3 separate regions of the Homo sapiens genome follow, and all the other regions are linked to region 1. The links are chromatin contacts, found by Hi-C or POLR2A ChIA-PET in ENCODE. All regions are on one chromosome and are shown on one strand. Each heading gives the region's core, a stretch centred on a gene start or an enhancer-like site at or near the end of the contact. The rest is flanking DNA. Distances are from core to core; before and after follow the strand shown.

What was found. A loop is a pair of places that touch in the nucleus more often than their neighbours do. ChIA-PET counts read pairs that join two places held with the same protein, here RNA polymerase II (POLR2A). Pooled maps may share reads with other maps.
Region 2: a loop to region 1 is called in a pooled map, with 26 times the contacts of the local background. The contact joins the promoter of PARP3 here to the promoter of TMEM115 in region 1. A Hi-C loop is called at or near these places in 4 of 37 single-sample maps with no recorded cell type and 17 of 50 pooled maps. POLR2A ChIA-PET finds 5 or more read pairs at or near these places in 3 of 52 experiments (Caco-2, MCF 10A and PC-3).
Region 3: a loop to region 1 is called in a map of naive thymus-derived CD4-positive, alpha-beta T cell, with 6 times the contacts of the local background. The contact joins the promoter of IMPDH2 here to the promoter of TMEM115 in region 1. A Hi-C loop is called at or near these places in 2 of 168 maps with a recorded cell type or tissue (CD8-positive, alpha-beta T cell and naive thymus-derived CD4-positive, alpha-beta T cell) and 6 of 50 pooled maps.

Annotation. Positions count from the first base shown.
Region 1 is chr3:50,357,331-50,362,355 of GRCh38, forward strand. TMEM115 (transmembrane protein 115) reads right to left here and starts at 2,191. Exons shown (of 2, transcript NM_007024.5): 1 at 883-2,191. The coding sequence starts at 1,733. LOC127898564 (CYB561D2-LOC101928965) reads left to right here. Exons shown (of 5, transcript NR_183066.1): 3 at 788-1,346. RefSeq lists enhancers at 1,494-2,384, 2,111-2,410.
Region 2 is chr3:51,941,113-51,943,974 of GRCh38, forward strand. It overlaps PARP3 (poly(ADP-ribose) polymerase family member 3), which reads left to right and starts at 1,251. Exons shown (of 11, transcript NM_001003931.4): 1 at 1,251-1,596; 2 at 2,242-2,426. The coding sequence starts at 2,244. It overlaps RRP9 (ribosomal RNA processing 9, U3 small nucleolar RNA binding protein), which reads right to left and starts at 792. Exons shown (of 15, transcript NM_004704.5): 1 at 669-792; 2 at 297-379. The coding sequence starts at 755. RefSeq lists enhancers at 154-802, 927-1,256.
Region 3 is chr3:49,026,852-49,031,876 of GRCh38, forward strand. It overlaps IMPDH2 (inosine monophosphate dehydrogenase 2), which reads right to left and starts at 2,547. Exons shown (of 14, transcript NM_000884.3): 1 at 2,402-2,547; 2 at 1,907-1,955; 3 at 1,580-1,681; 4 at 1,397-1,471; 5 at 859-1,065; 6 at 109-196; 7 at 1-35. The coding sequence starts at 2,499. It overlaps QRICH1 (glutamine rich 1), which reads right to left. Exons shown (of 10, transcript NM_198880.3): 10 at 2,856-3,793. The coding sequence ends at 3,601. RefSeq lists enhancers at 1,680-2,282, 2,283-2,884, 2,338-2,547.

The DNA of each region.
Region 1 (5,025 bases), core at 941-3,440:
ACAGGTGAGCAAAAGCAGGAGCCTTGGCAATGCAAAAGACAAAGCCCGTCCCAGATTTTACTACTCGAGTAATTGCCTCAAAACAGTGAGGAATAATGTTGGAAATGGAGCTGTGGATCTTATGAAGGCTGGGACCACTCTGCTGGCTCCACAGATCTGGGAGAGAGAGTAAGCTGAATTTAAAAAGATCCCTCCTGCCCTGGCCAAAGTGCATTCAGTGAATAATTCAGCTGGGACTCCTGATGCTGTGGATAGCTTGGTTTACAGATAATGAAAGGGTCATCGCCACTCCCTGGTGTCAGCAGGCTCCCTCAGTGGGTCATGTAGCCTGTCCCTGGTTTTGGTGACACATGCTTGCTGGAGACAGAGGTAAATGTGGTAATACCCCAAGCTTCCCTCTCAATAAGTAAGTGGCAGAGAAGCACAGCATCTGAGTTAAAGCCCAGGAAGAGGACACAGCATTTGGAAATTGGAGTGGCCCAGATCACCTTTTGAGGACCCCAGGCCTCCTTCCCTGTCCCTTCCTCACAGGGGAAAGTACCAGCAGGTTGCTTCTGGCTCCCACAGGCCCAATGTCTAGGATTCTGAGATTCTGAGGCAAGGCCAGGGTTCTGTGTCCCTCCACTGGGACTTCACAGCACCAAAGGAAACTGCATTTCTTGAGACTTATTAAGTGGCCCGAGTGGTGAGAAAAGTGCCTCGTGGACCCCAGACACCTAACTGCTGAGTTCCTTAAGGCCAAAGACTGATTTTGTCTTTCCGGATGTGCCCCAATACCTGACTGTAGGTCTCCACCTATGTACAGCGAACACCTCAACAGATGGCATGTGACTCGACCAGTATGCTCCTAGCTTGACAAGATTTTGGAAAATTTCACAGTACCTTCTCCGCTCGGCGTCTTGAGGGTCTGTGCCTGGCAGGCTGATGGTGATGGAGGATGGGGCACCCACATCGTAGCGCTTCACCGTCTTCTGGCATATCTTTACCTTCACCAGGAGGCTGTGCACCAAGTTCGCCAGCAAACCCACCACAGGCTGCAGGATCTCAGGGAAGAAAGTGGCGAAAGCAAAGTGGTCAGCCATGTCCCCTCGGCCCCGGCTATGGCGCTGGTAGAAGCGAAGATATACCCAACTGGAGAGCAGCCCGAAGCCATAGGAAGCCAGCGCCGGGCTCTGGAGCAGCGTGGCGAGCCGCAGCAGGAGCAGCAGCGCCAGCAGCAGCATGGGCATCACACTGACGCGCACCTGGGGCACTCGCAGGACCACACAGTCCCCCATGGTTTGCTTGAGTGCCACCAGGACGCCACCTAGGAAGCCCAAGGCGCCGTGGATACGGACAGTGAACAGGTAGACCAGGTTGAAGGAAGCCATGTAGGTGAGGAGGTAGGCGAAGGCCCCCAGCAGCCCTACAGACACATTCACCACTGAGAAGAAGATGAGCAGCTCCAAGGCCCCCCAGAGGGGCTCCAGCAAACGCCCGGCCACCACCACCGTTGTCAGGCTGATGGCCACGTCCCACACATGCTGCTCCATCAGCCCATGGGTGGCCAGGGTCCAGATCCAGAAGTTGGGAGGAAAGAGGTAGCCCGGGGTGACCGCCAGGCAGCCTGTGTCCACGGCGAAGGAGAGCAGGTAGAGGAATAGTACCGCCGCACACAGAGCCTTCACCACCACGCTGGCGCTGGCCAGAATGGCCCCCAAGTGCTGGCGGGCGCCTGGCAGGGCACGTTGCATCTTCCTGGCGGCTGTCGGCCTGAGAAAAGGGTCTGGTAGGCCAGGGGCCTCCCCGGGGCCTCGTCCTAGTCCGGCCCCGATGGGAGGCCCAGGCCCGGCCTAGTCACTGGCCTATGGCCCTGGTAAAGGATCCGCTTCCGATCGGGTGGGGCTCTGGTCCCGAGGGGCCGAGTCGGGCCTTGTTGCCGGGCCGCAGCGTAGGCCCCTCGCCCGGGACCTGAGGGAAGGCCCTGGACGGCTGCGGCACGCCCGCCTACCCACCCTGTAGGCCCCGTGCCAGGCTAGCCTGGTTGGCGTTGACCTCAGGGCTGGGCCTCCTCCATCCACTGCGAGGCCCTTCGGTTCGCAAGGGGACTGGTGCCTCGTTCTGTACCCGAGTCAAGCCTGGTCAGCTCCCGCTCGGCCTGGCTCCTGGCTTCGACCGTACCTCTTCTCTCGGGGGGCCGACAAACAGGGGTGCTGCGCCTGCGCGTCCCCGGCGGCAGCGGGCTGTCCTCTAAGCGCCTGTCTTCCGGCTCCTCTGCATGCTGGGATACGGAGTCCTTGGTTGCAGCCGGGGAAGAGTTGAACAGGGTTCTGGCTAGAACTACAAGTCCCAGGAGGCCATGAGCACGGACCGGTCCCGTTGTGGTGAGCGCGGGGTGTGCTGGGAGTTGTAGTTCTCAGGGACCGTTTCCGTCGGTTCTCAGGAGGTGGGAAGGGATGAATTAGCATCTCTAACCCCTGAAAGCGGCGGTGAGGGTTCGGGAAGCAACACAGCTCTAGCCCCCACACTTGCTGAATTCCCTAGGAAGAGTAGCTCTATTTGTGCGTGTACCTCTGAGCGAGTGTGTCCTTGTTGGCTGGCGTGTGGGTAGGTGTCACTGTGTGAGAAACAGAACCTCCGTGGTCTGGTGAATGGGACCTGACCCAGGCTGGAACCCTTGCTCTGCCTCGGAGGCTGTGTGGCATTGGTTGGTTAAGTTCCTGAACCTTTTTGAAACTCAGTTTCATGGGCCATAAAATGTAGCTGATGACATGATCTTCCTGTCCTAATAATCAAAGGGGAAAGGGGTGTAAAATGCCAGTCCACCCTGGGTGCTCAGCGAGTGCTGCACATGTTGCCTTTTTTTGTTTGTTTTCTCCCACTTGGAAAAGTTTTTTGTTTGTTATTTCACGTTGCCCTTTTTCCAAGTGAGGTGGACCTGGAGCACGAACCTAGGGCTCCCTCCCGCATAGGGACGAGGCTGGGCAGCCCTCAGTGACCCTCCTCCCCACCAGGGACTTCTGATAACTGCGGAGGATGAGAGGTCTCTCTACAAGCCAGGTCTCTCCACAAGCCTGGGCTAGGCCTGTTCTGGTCCCACTTCACGCCACAGTGACTTCTGACAGGTTGTGTTCTGTGTCTTTTTTTTTTTTTTGTATATGGAGTTACTTTTAAAAAACTGTACATATAGGCTGGGCACGGTGGCTCACGCCTGTAATCCCAGCACTTTGGGAGGCTGAGGCGGGCAGATCACCTGAGGTCGGGAGTTTGAGACCAGCCTGACCAACATGGATAAACCTCATCTCTACTAAAAATACAAAATTAGCCAGGTGTGGTGGCACATGCCTGTAATCCCATCTACTCGGGATGCTGAGGCAGGAGAATCGCTTGAACCCGGGAGGCGGAGGTTGCGGTGAGCCAAGATCATGCCATTGCACTACAGCCTGGGCAACAAGAGCGAAACTTTGTCTCAAAACAAAACAAAAAGCTGTCCATATAATTAAAATAATTCTATGACAAAGTGCTTTTATAAAACACAGGATCCCTTCCTTTCAGCCACTGATTTCAGTGTGTGCTGATGTGTGCATGGCCTACAGGTTAAAAAGGGTGCTGATGCTTTTTTTCTGGGGTCTGGGTTCCCACTGGTTGCCACATCTGGGTAAGGTTGCCAGTTTTAGCAAATCAAAATAAGGATGCTCAGTCAAATTTGAATTCCAGATAAACAATGAGTAATCTTCGAGTATAATCATGTCCCCCTGCCCCCTTTTTTTTTTTTTTTTTTTTTTGAGACAGGGTCTAGCTTTGTCCAAGGCTGGAGTGCAGTGGCACAATCATAGCTCACTGCCACCTCTAACTCCTGGGCTGAAGGGATCCTCCAGCCTCAGCCTCCTGATTAGCTGCGACTACAGGCACACACTACTGTGCCCAGCTAATTTTTAAAATTTTTTTATTTTGTAGAGACATGGGCAGGGGCGGGGTGGCCATCCTACCCAGGCTGATCTCGAACTCGTGAGCTCAAGCGATCCTCCTGCATCAGCCTCCCAAAGTGTTGGGATTACAGGCGTTAGCCACTGTGCCCAGCCCCCAGTTTTTCAGTATAGGTATGTCCCACACAATAGTTGAAACACTTCCATACTAAAAACTCGTTCATGATCTGAAATTCAAAATAGGGTGTTCTGTATTTTATCTTACAACCCTATCCAAGATTGCACGGTCTCTTGCAGGCCATGGGAGCTGTCTTGGGGGTTGTGGATTAGGCATTGCTCTGCAGCCGAACCCTGCAGAGGAGACAGAAAAAGTCTCCATCTTGGCTGAGGCCTCGAAGCCCCTTCATCTATTTAGCATCCAAGCTCCCCAACCCTTGGTGGCCACCTCTTCTCTAAAATCTTTGCTGGTTTTTAGCCTTCTCACCTGGGGGGAAAGGCTTTCTCCTCTTAGTTTGCTCATCTGTGGTATGGGGATACACTAGTACCCACCCCAGAGACTGTGGCGAGGACTCAGCCAGGTCAGTGCGCAGAGAGCAGAGTGTTGGGAGGAGAGAGAGGACTGTGGTGGGAAGGCAGGGACACCTGTGCTCTGGTGGTTACAGGTTATAATTCTCTCCACATGAGAAGATCGCAAAGGTCACACCTTCTAGGGTGAAAATGAACTAGGGCCTAAGCTTGAGAGGATTCACAAAAATGAAGTTTGGCCTATGGCTCCAGTTTAAGCAGCTGCGGCCTCAAGCTCCTGTGGGCCAGGAGGGAGCCGTTGCTGCACTTGTGGTCAGGGCTTCCTGGGCCGTAGGGACACTGGCCAGGTGCTCACTCATAGCTCCCGGCAGAGGCCCTGTCAGGCCCTGGTGGTCTGACCAGACTGCCAGATCCACCTCCCCACTAAACCAGCATCTCTGATCTGTCTTCTTCCCTCCAGGGTCCTGGCTTTCAGGCTCTGGGAGGGTGTTTGTTTTGCTTGTATTTTTTTTTTTTCTGAGACAAGAGTCTCGCTCGGTCATCCAGGCTGGGGTGCGGTGGCGCAATCTTGGCTCACTGCAACCTCCGTCTCCTG
Region 2 (2,862 bases), core at 1-2,500, 1.6 Mb after region 1:
TGCAAGAAATACTTGACAGCTTTGTTCTGTTTTCCTGCAATTTCTCAATCAGTCCAGTCCCTGCCAAAACCTAAGGAGGTCTCAATGGCCTCGGATTGGGGCCCAGGGTCCTTCCCACCCAGAGACCTCGCAGAAACAAGACTTTGCAGGACCAGAAACTAAAGGAAACAGCCACGATCTCAGAGCCAAGGGACAGAGTCTTGGATTCTAGGCTCAGTTCTGTTCGGACTCACTCAGTCTTCCGTGCACCATGGGACTCAGTTTTCCCTCCCACTATGTGGAAAAGAATAGCTCACCTCTCGCTCTCAGAGTCGCTGGAGATCTCCTCATTCATCTTGCCGCCACCCTTGGATTTGCCCCTGTCCCCCGCAGAGTCGGCCTGGGAATTATACGGTCTTTTCTTTGGTCAGGGGTCCAGACCACCCTGGCATTGACCAAGGGCCCCCCCCCCTCGGTTCCCTCAGAACCCCAGGAATGGGGAAGGCGGTGGTTCCCGGGTTAAGCGAACGGCTTTCTAGGATTTGGCCCGCGGAGAGAGGGACGAAGCTGACTCCAGCAGGGGTCCAGGGCGAAGGGCTGGGGAAGGGCCGGGACCCAGGTCCCCTGGATGGGATGACGGTTGTCCCAGTAGCAGGGCTGACCGCGGCCCTCAGAAGCGCCATGCTCACCTTTCGCCGCCGCTTGCCGGCCCCCGCGCCAGCCCCGGCCCCAGAGGCCGGCTTTCCCCGCTTACGAGCAGCCGCTGTTGCCGACATGCTGCCCACCAGGCGTGTAGCAGCGGCCGCAGAACTCACGTGGCAGCTGAACCCTCCCAGCTCCCCAGCCGCCTGGCAAGACCCCGCGTATTGATAGGCTTCCACCGCCCGCCGGGCCCCGCCTCCTACTGCTCCATTGGGTCCTTCTGCAGGCTCTGCCACGCCCCCAGGCACCCATAGGATGCACGCTTGTAGCCCCGCCTCCTGAAGTTCCTAGGCTCCCGCACCAGGCTCGAGTAGGAAGCCCGCATCTCCACGGCGCTTCCGGCCTGATGCTGTGGCGCTTGCGCTCTGCTGCTGGCCCACTTCGAAGTCGGAGCAAGAGCCTTCTCTGTGTTTGCGCCCCTTGGCCGCTGGGGGGCGCCAGAGACGCGGCGCCCTTTCGCGTTCTGGAACGTGACTCCTCCCCTCCATGGGCAGCCCGGCGCTAGACCCAACGGGGATCCAAGCAGCCCCGGGGAGAGGGAGGCTGCGTCTGTATCCGGGCCCAAGGTCACCGCGCGACCGGCAGATGCGTGCTGCAGGCCCCGGCCACATGAGCAGCGCTACGGACGCGACTGCCCCGGCCTTGGATATGCCAGATCGAGTGTCCACCCGTCCGTGGGACTGGTCGCCTGACTCGGCCTGCCCCAGCCTCTGCTTCACCCCACTGGTGGCCAAATAGCCGATGTCTAATCCCCCACACAAGCTCATCCCCGGCCTCTGGCGATTGTTGGGAATTCTCTCCCTAATTCACGCCTGAGGCTCATGGAGAGTTGCTAGACCTGGGACTGCCCTGGGAGGCGCACACAACCAGGCCGGGTGGCAGCCAGGACCTCTCCCATGTCCCTGCTTTTCTTGGGTGAGTGTCCTATGGTCCTGCCCACGGCAGGGCAGGGCAAGGCCTGGTGGGACTGGCCTTTGCCCTCTATCAGTTCAAGGCCACTGATCCGGAGTTCTGGCTCCTCAGAACTCTTGAGTCCATTGGGAAGGGCTTCTACAGCTCTGGGTTCTAAGCTCCGGGAGGATAATCTGGCCCCAAGAATCCTGCCCCCAGGATCCTCTGCCCACCCTCCCCCATAGCTCGGTGACTCGGCCCGGCAACCATGCCAGGGCTGAACTAGCTGACACAGGGGGAGGAGCCCCGAAGTGGAAGAGAGAGAGCCTCCTTTCACTTTCCCTACCCCTCAGGACACACAGGTGAGCTGCAGAGGGTAGGGAGCCAGGCAGACCCTGTTGACCAGAGTGGGCAGACTGGACAGAGTCCTAACCTTGCACTTGGGACTGGGGAAAGGGGTGTTTCTGAGTGACAAAGAGCTGGGTGTGGTCTGGGGCTGGGAATGCCGTCAGAGTGGACACAGGATGCAGTGGGAGGCCACCGAAGGGCCAACCCGGGGTGGGGCAAGTTGGTGCTGTGCTGGCCCAGGGCAGGGGTGGGGACTGAGAGTGGGTCGTTGGGGATGAGGAGACCATGGAGGCCTAAGGGCCTCTCTGTGCCCCAGGACAGCCATGGCTCCAAAGCCGAAGCCCTGGGTACAGACTGAGGGCCCTGAGAAGAAGAAGGGCCGGCAGGCAGGAAGGGAGGAGGACCCCTTCCGCTCCACCGCTGAGGCCCTCAAGGCCATACCCGCAGAGAAGCGCATAATCCGCGTGGATCCAACATGTCCACTCAGCAGCAACCCCGGGACCCAGGTGAGCTGCAGTCCCCAGTCAGGCCCAGAGCCTGCCCACTGATAAGCACAAACACACCCAGGCCACCCCCTTAGGACTCTGTTCTGGTTTTGGAGCCCAAGGCCCCCAGGTAAGCGCCAGAGCAAGGCCATGTTCTCCTGACCCCAGACATCAGGGCTGTGTCCCGTCAGGTCCAGGCGGGTCACATCTGCCCTTCAGACCCCATGCAGGCCTCCTCCCACCGCACTTAGGGAAAGGCTGTGACTACATCAGTCTCCTGGGCGCTTGCCCATGTCCCCTCAGGGCAGAGCCATGTCCCTCTCAGATTCCCCCATCCAGGGCCCAGCTGTGTCCCCCCCAGCACCCCCCATACCTCCATGTCAGGGTTTAGCCATGTCCTCTCACACCGCATCCCCTAGGGAAGAGCAGTGACCCCCCCAAGCTTCCAAGACAGGGT
Region 3 (5,025 bases), core at 1,297-3,796, 1.3 Mb before region 1:
AAGCTCATCATCTTCATTTACAATGGGCAACTTTCCTGTGGTCAGGGCAGGACATGAATCAGGACCCTAGGCATTAGTTCCAGGCCCTTTCCCAGCTCTAGGACTTACCCTTCTTGCTGCGCTGCAGAATTTCATTTGCCTCCTTCAGTGTGATGCCTGCAGGGGCTACCACCAAGTCTTCCCTCTTTGTCATTATCTACGTGGGAGGTGAGATGTGAAGAAGGGCCAGTCATCGACTATGACCAGTTAACTCTTTTCTTTCCTTCCCAAGTAGCTGAGCTCAGAGGCACGCGCCACCACACCCAACTAATTTTTTGTATTTTTAGTAGAGACGGGGTTTCACCATGTTGGCCAGGCTGGTCTCAAACTCCTAACCTCATGATTTGCCTGCCTCAGTCTCCCAAAGTACTGAGATTACAGGGGTGAAGTTCTATGGACCACCACGTTCATACATTCACACCCAAAACACCCTTCCTCAAGGGATCCCAATAATTCTTAGCAGTATGGTATTGAGTGAGGGATGAGTAGAAAGGACAACATGGCACAGGGAGCACCCTCTTACACTATGGAATAAGGAGGACAACACAGGAACAATGGCAAGAAAATCAGGGCAGACCTCAAGCACTGCCCCTACCTTAGGGGTTTAAAAGAACAAAGCATGAATACTAGCAAGCATTTGGGCAGTTTGAAAGCCTCTGGTGGGGAAAGGATGCAGGAACCCAATAAAGGAGTCAGAAACTTGGTTTGACACTCCTTTCCCAGAGAGAAGAGGCTATCAGAGATGTCTTAGACAACAGAAGCCCCTTGTCTTCAACCTGGGCTGCTAGAGCTTGGATCTACTCTGCCAGTGGCACCCACCTCTTCCAAGAAACAGTCATGTTCCTCCTCTTTGAGAAAATCAATGTCCCTGGAGGAGATGATGCCCACCAAGCGGCTCCCCATCCGGCCTGTGTCTGTGATTGGGATACCGCAGAAACCATGCCGGGCCTTGGCCTCAAAAACATCCCGCACGCGATCCTTGGGGCTGAGGACCACAGGGTCTGTGATGAATCCCTGTTCATATTTCTGGAAAGGGATGGTGAGAAAGGGCATCGCATCTTTGAACTACTTTCATCAGGCTCTTGATCTGAAGCATGGGGTCTCTGCTTATCGATCCCTTTGGCAGTGCCACAAGACCAAATCACACCAACACATCTTAGAGACATGGGTAGGCTGGAGGCACTGTACACCTGGTCTATTGCTGCTGCTTTAAGAAACAGAATCTCAGGGTCTTCTCAGTAACTGAACCCCATGGTGGGAAGAAAGAATACTAAATTAGAATAAACCCCTACTCCCACCCCACCCCACCTCAGTGCAATTCCCAGGAGCGCTTGCTAATGATCGTTGCCCTTCTGACCTTCACTTTCCGAACTTCATTGGCCTGGAATTCAGGTGTACAGTTGTGGTGGATGAAGCCAATACCGCCTGTAAGCTACAGGATAAAAAGAGACTACTACTAAGTGACAAGAAGCAGGACTGAATGCCTTTGGGGAAAGGCGATGGAGTCCTTGCTCCTTCCCCCACACCCCATGGGGCTCACCGCCATTGCTATGGCCATCCCAGCCTCTGTGACTGTGTCCATGGGAGAGGAAACCAGTGGGGTCTTAAGAGTGATTTTCTTGGTCAGAGCAGAAGTCAGGTCCTGAGGAGACAAACGTCAACCAGTGTGGGAAAGCATCCCTTACACCTCAAGGTGTTACTGAGTCCCCCACAAAAAGGCACTTTTGTATGACCTGCATGCTAACAAGCAACATGATCCTATAAAATCCACCCCCAAGCCCAATCTGGTGAGTTAGCCCAGAGACCAGGTGATAGTAGCACCTTAGCTCACCTTGATGTTCAGGACCCAATTCCTGATCATACTCACCACCTGGTCTGCAGTGAAGTCGATGTACCCAGGGAGAATGAGAAAGTCACTGCGAGGGAAGGGAGTGAATTGGGAGTAAAGCTCTCAGCTTAGGGCAGCATGAGACTCCATCCCCATGTACCAATCAACCCGTAACGCATGTGAGCAGAGAGTGGCACTGACAGAGTCTGTGTGTCACAGGCACAGCACAAGGTGGAAATGGGTACAGGGGACCTTTTCTGCCACCGAGCTGTCATCAGTGCTCCTGGCACCCTGACAATTCCATGTGTCTGGAGCATGGAATCTCCGGCCTGAGATTCCAAGCACTACTGAGATGCTTCTCCGTACCCCAAGCACCGCTCCAGATGTCTCAAAGTGAGCCCCGGAGGTGGGTGGCCAATTCCCGAAACCTGTCCCCCACGCCCACGCCCAAGGCGGCTCTCGGAAGCCCCCATCTGGCCTTTTCCCCAGGGTGCCGCCCCTCTCTTCGCCCAGGTGAGCCCCATAGGCCCGCACTTGTAGGTGAGGCCGTCTCCGCAGTTGAAGAGCTGCTGTGCTGTGAGTCCGTCGTCTGGCACGTAGGACGTGCCCCCACTAATCAGGTAGTCGGCCATGGCCAACACAGGACACCGCCGCGTGTCTCCGAGGACCGCGCCGCAGAGACCTCTGCCGTCTGGGCCGCGCCAATATAAACCAGCCGATTTCGTCACTGCGCTGCGCGCGACGCTGACGTCAGGGCGTAGTGCGCGCGGGCGGAACCTACCCGCCTCGCTGCGGCGGGGGCGGAGCTGGCGCTGAAGAAACAGCGCATGCGTATAGCACATAGTGGCCTTGTCACTGAGGAGCTGCCACTTCACGTCCCACCCCACACTCCCCGCAGGACCTCGGCCAGTTCAATTAACAGGCAAGGGTTTACTTCTACTGTCCCGCCGGGCTCCTCCCCAAAATAAAGAGACGTTGTTCACTAACATGTTGAAAAGACGTGCTTGTCATTCTTAATAAACAACTAGAGTAAGAATACATAAGAGAAACAGAGTGGTATCTTTATATGATACACAAGTGTATGTTACAAGAATTCCATCAGGCACAGGAGCCTCAGGTTTTAAGGCCTCAATGTTAGGCCAACAAAAAAAAAAAAGGCATGGTAAAGTTTTTACTTTTACATCTAAAATGTCACTTGTCATAAAGGAGGGTGTAATAGAAATTGTCTTTAATAAATCATAATTGAAGTTCCCCTCATTTTTCTTCCATTAAGATGCTAAGTTTATGTCTGATCATGAAGAAAGAAAAGAACATCGTTCCCCTGTGGTCAGCAAAGTCTGTCAGCCCAGTGGAAGTCGGCTGGGGAGATTCCCTCCAGGGTCCATCCATCATTAATTCCATCTCTCTTGAAGATGGAAAGGGGCCACATTTCTTTTCACAGTCCAAGCCCTTTCCCCAGGCCCCAGACAAAAAAGAGTCAGCCAGCAACTTTCTAGGACATATGACACTCAAGGAAACCCAGAGCCACCATCGGCTGAGGAGTCTGCCGCAGCAGGTTTATGAAGATGCAAAGGGGGCAAAGTTTTCTTTTATATTTTAAACAGAAGCAGCCTGAAAGGCTTCGTAACTACACCAATAAAAAAAAGAAAAAAAAAAATGGAGGCCTCTTCTTTAGTGTGAAAGTCTGTCTGGTTTTTCCTGGCTGGTTTCTCTTGTGCCATGGCCAAGGCATCTCAGTGCATAGTGCTTGCATTGGCCACTGCGATGGCCTCCTGAATTTCTCTTATCACCAGGATCCGCGTCAGCATTTGTCCCATCTGCTCTCTGCTGATAGGCTGGACTGAGTACCAGATTGGGCTGTTGGGGGCCACCACTGGCTCAGGTGTCAGGTAAAAGGTGTCATTCCGGCCTTTCACACTCTGGGGGCTGAAGAATATGCGGATAAAAGTTGGGTACCACCAATATAACTTCAACCCTCCCACCCTGAACTTCCCAGACAGATGCTGTCTGCAAACAGTAAGGCCCCAAGTTATTGTGGCACAGCTACTGAATTCCATGCAGCCACCACACACTACATCCTGGTCCTCCTTTGGGACTACTGCAAATCCCCCAAATGTTGGGTTACTTCCCCTCTGCCCCTCCTTCCCACAAACCAGCTGTGATCCATCACTGACTGCACCAGCCTAGGGCTCTCATGGACTCATGTGAGTCTATCCTTATCCTACTTGAAGCCAGCTTCACTGCTCAAAGCGTCTATCTCCAAGTCTTTGCGCTTTTTTTTTTTTTTTTTTTGAGATGGCGTCTTGTCTCCAGGCTGGAGTGCAGTGAGGTGATCTCAGCTCACTGCAACCTCCGCCCCCTTGGTTGAAGCGATTCTCCTGCCTCAGCCTCTGGAGTAGCTGGAACCATAGGCACGAGCCACCAAGCCCAGCTAATTTTTGTATTTTTTAGTAGAGATGGGGTTTTTCCATGTTGGCCAGGCTGGTCTCGAACTCCTGACCTCAGGTGATCCACCCACCTTGGCCTCCCAAAGTGCTTGGATTACAGGCGTGAGCCACGGTGCCCAGCCTCATGTTGTGTTTTCTACCCAATAATGATGGCCATTACAGTGGGGCCCTAAACTTGGGTTCACCCCCCTCCCCCGAACTGTGCTGTACCTCTATTAAGTACTTGGCATGCTGTATCCTCTAACAGTTATTCATCCATCCATTCAAGATTTATTCAAGGGTTACTAGTGCCAGGTCAGCACTAGGTGCTGATATTTAAAAAAATGGGCAGGAAAAGTATTTCCTACCCATGGAGCTTACAGATAGGAGGGGACACAGGTAGCAATTAAAGTTAAACAAATACAAAATAAAAAACAGTGATAAGTGCTACCGAGGAAACAGTCACAGGGAAGAGGTGGGGAATCTGGAAATGCTTCCCTGATAAGCTGTGTTTAAGTTGAGAAGAGGCATAATATGATGTCCTTGAGTGGAGAGGAGCTAGTGTGGCTAGGGAACTAAGAGCTCCACAGACATGAGGTTAGCAAGGGGGAGTGCATCAAAGGAGTTGTCTGCCATAAAAGAATTACTATGTAATGAGAAACCATTGAAGGGGCAAAAGGGAGAAAAAGCTGAGAGGAGTCTCACCTAGATTAATGATGGCAGTGACAAAAG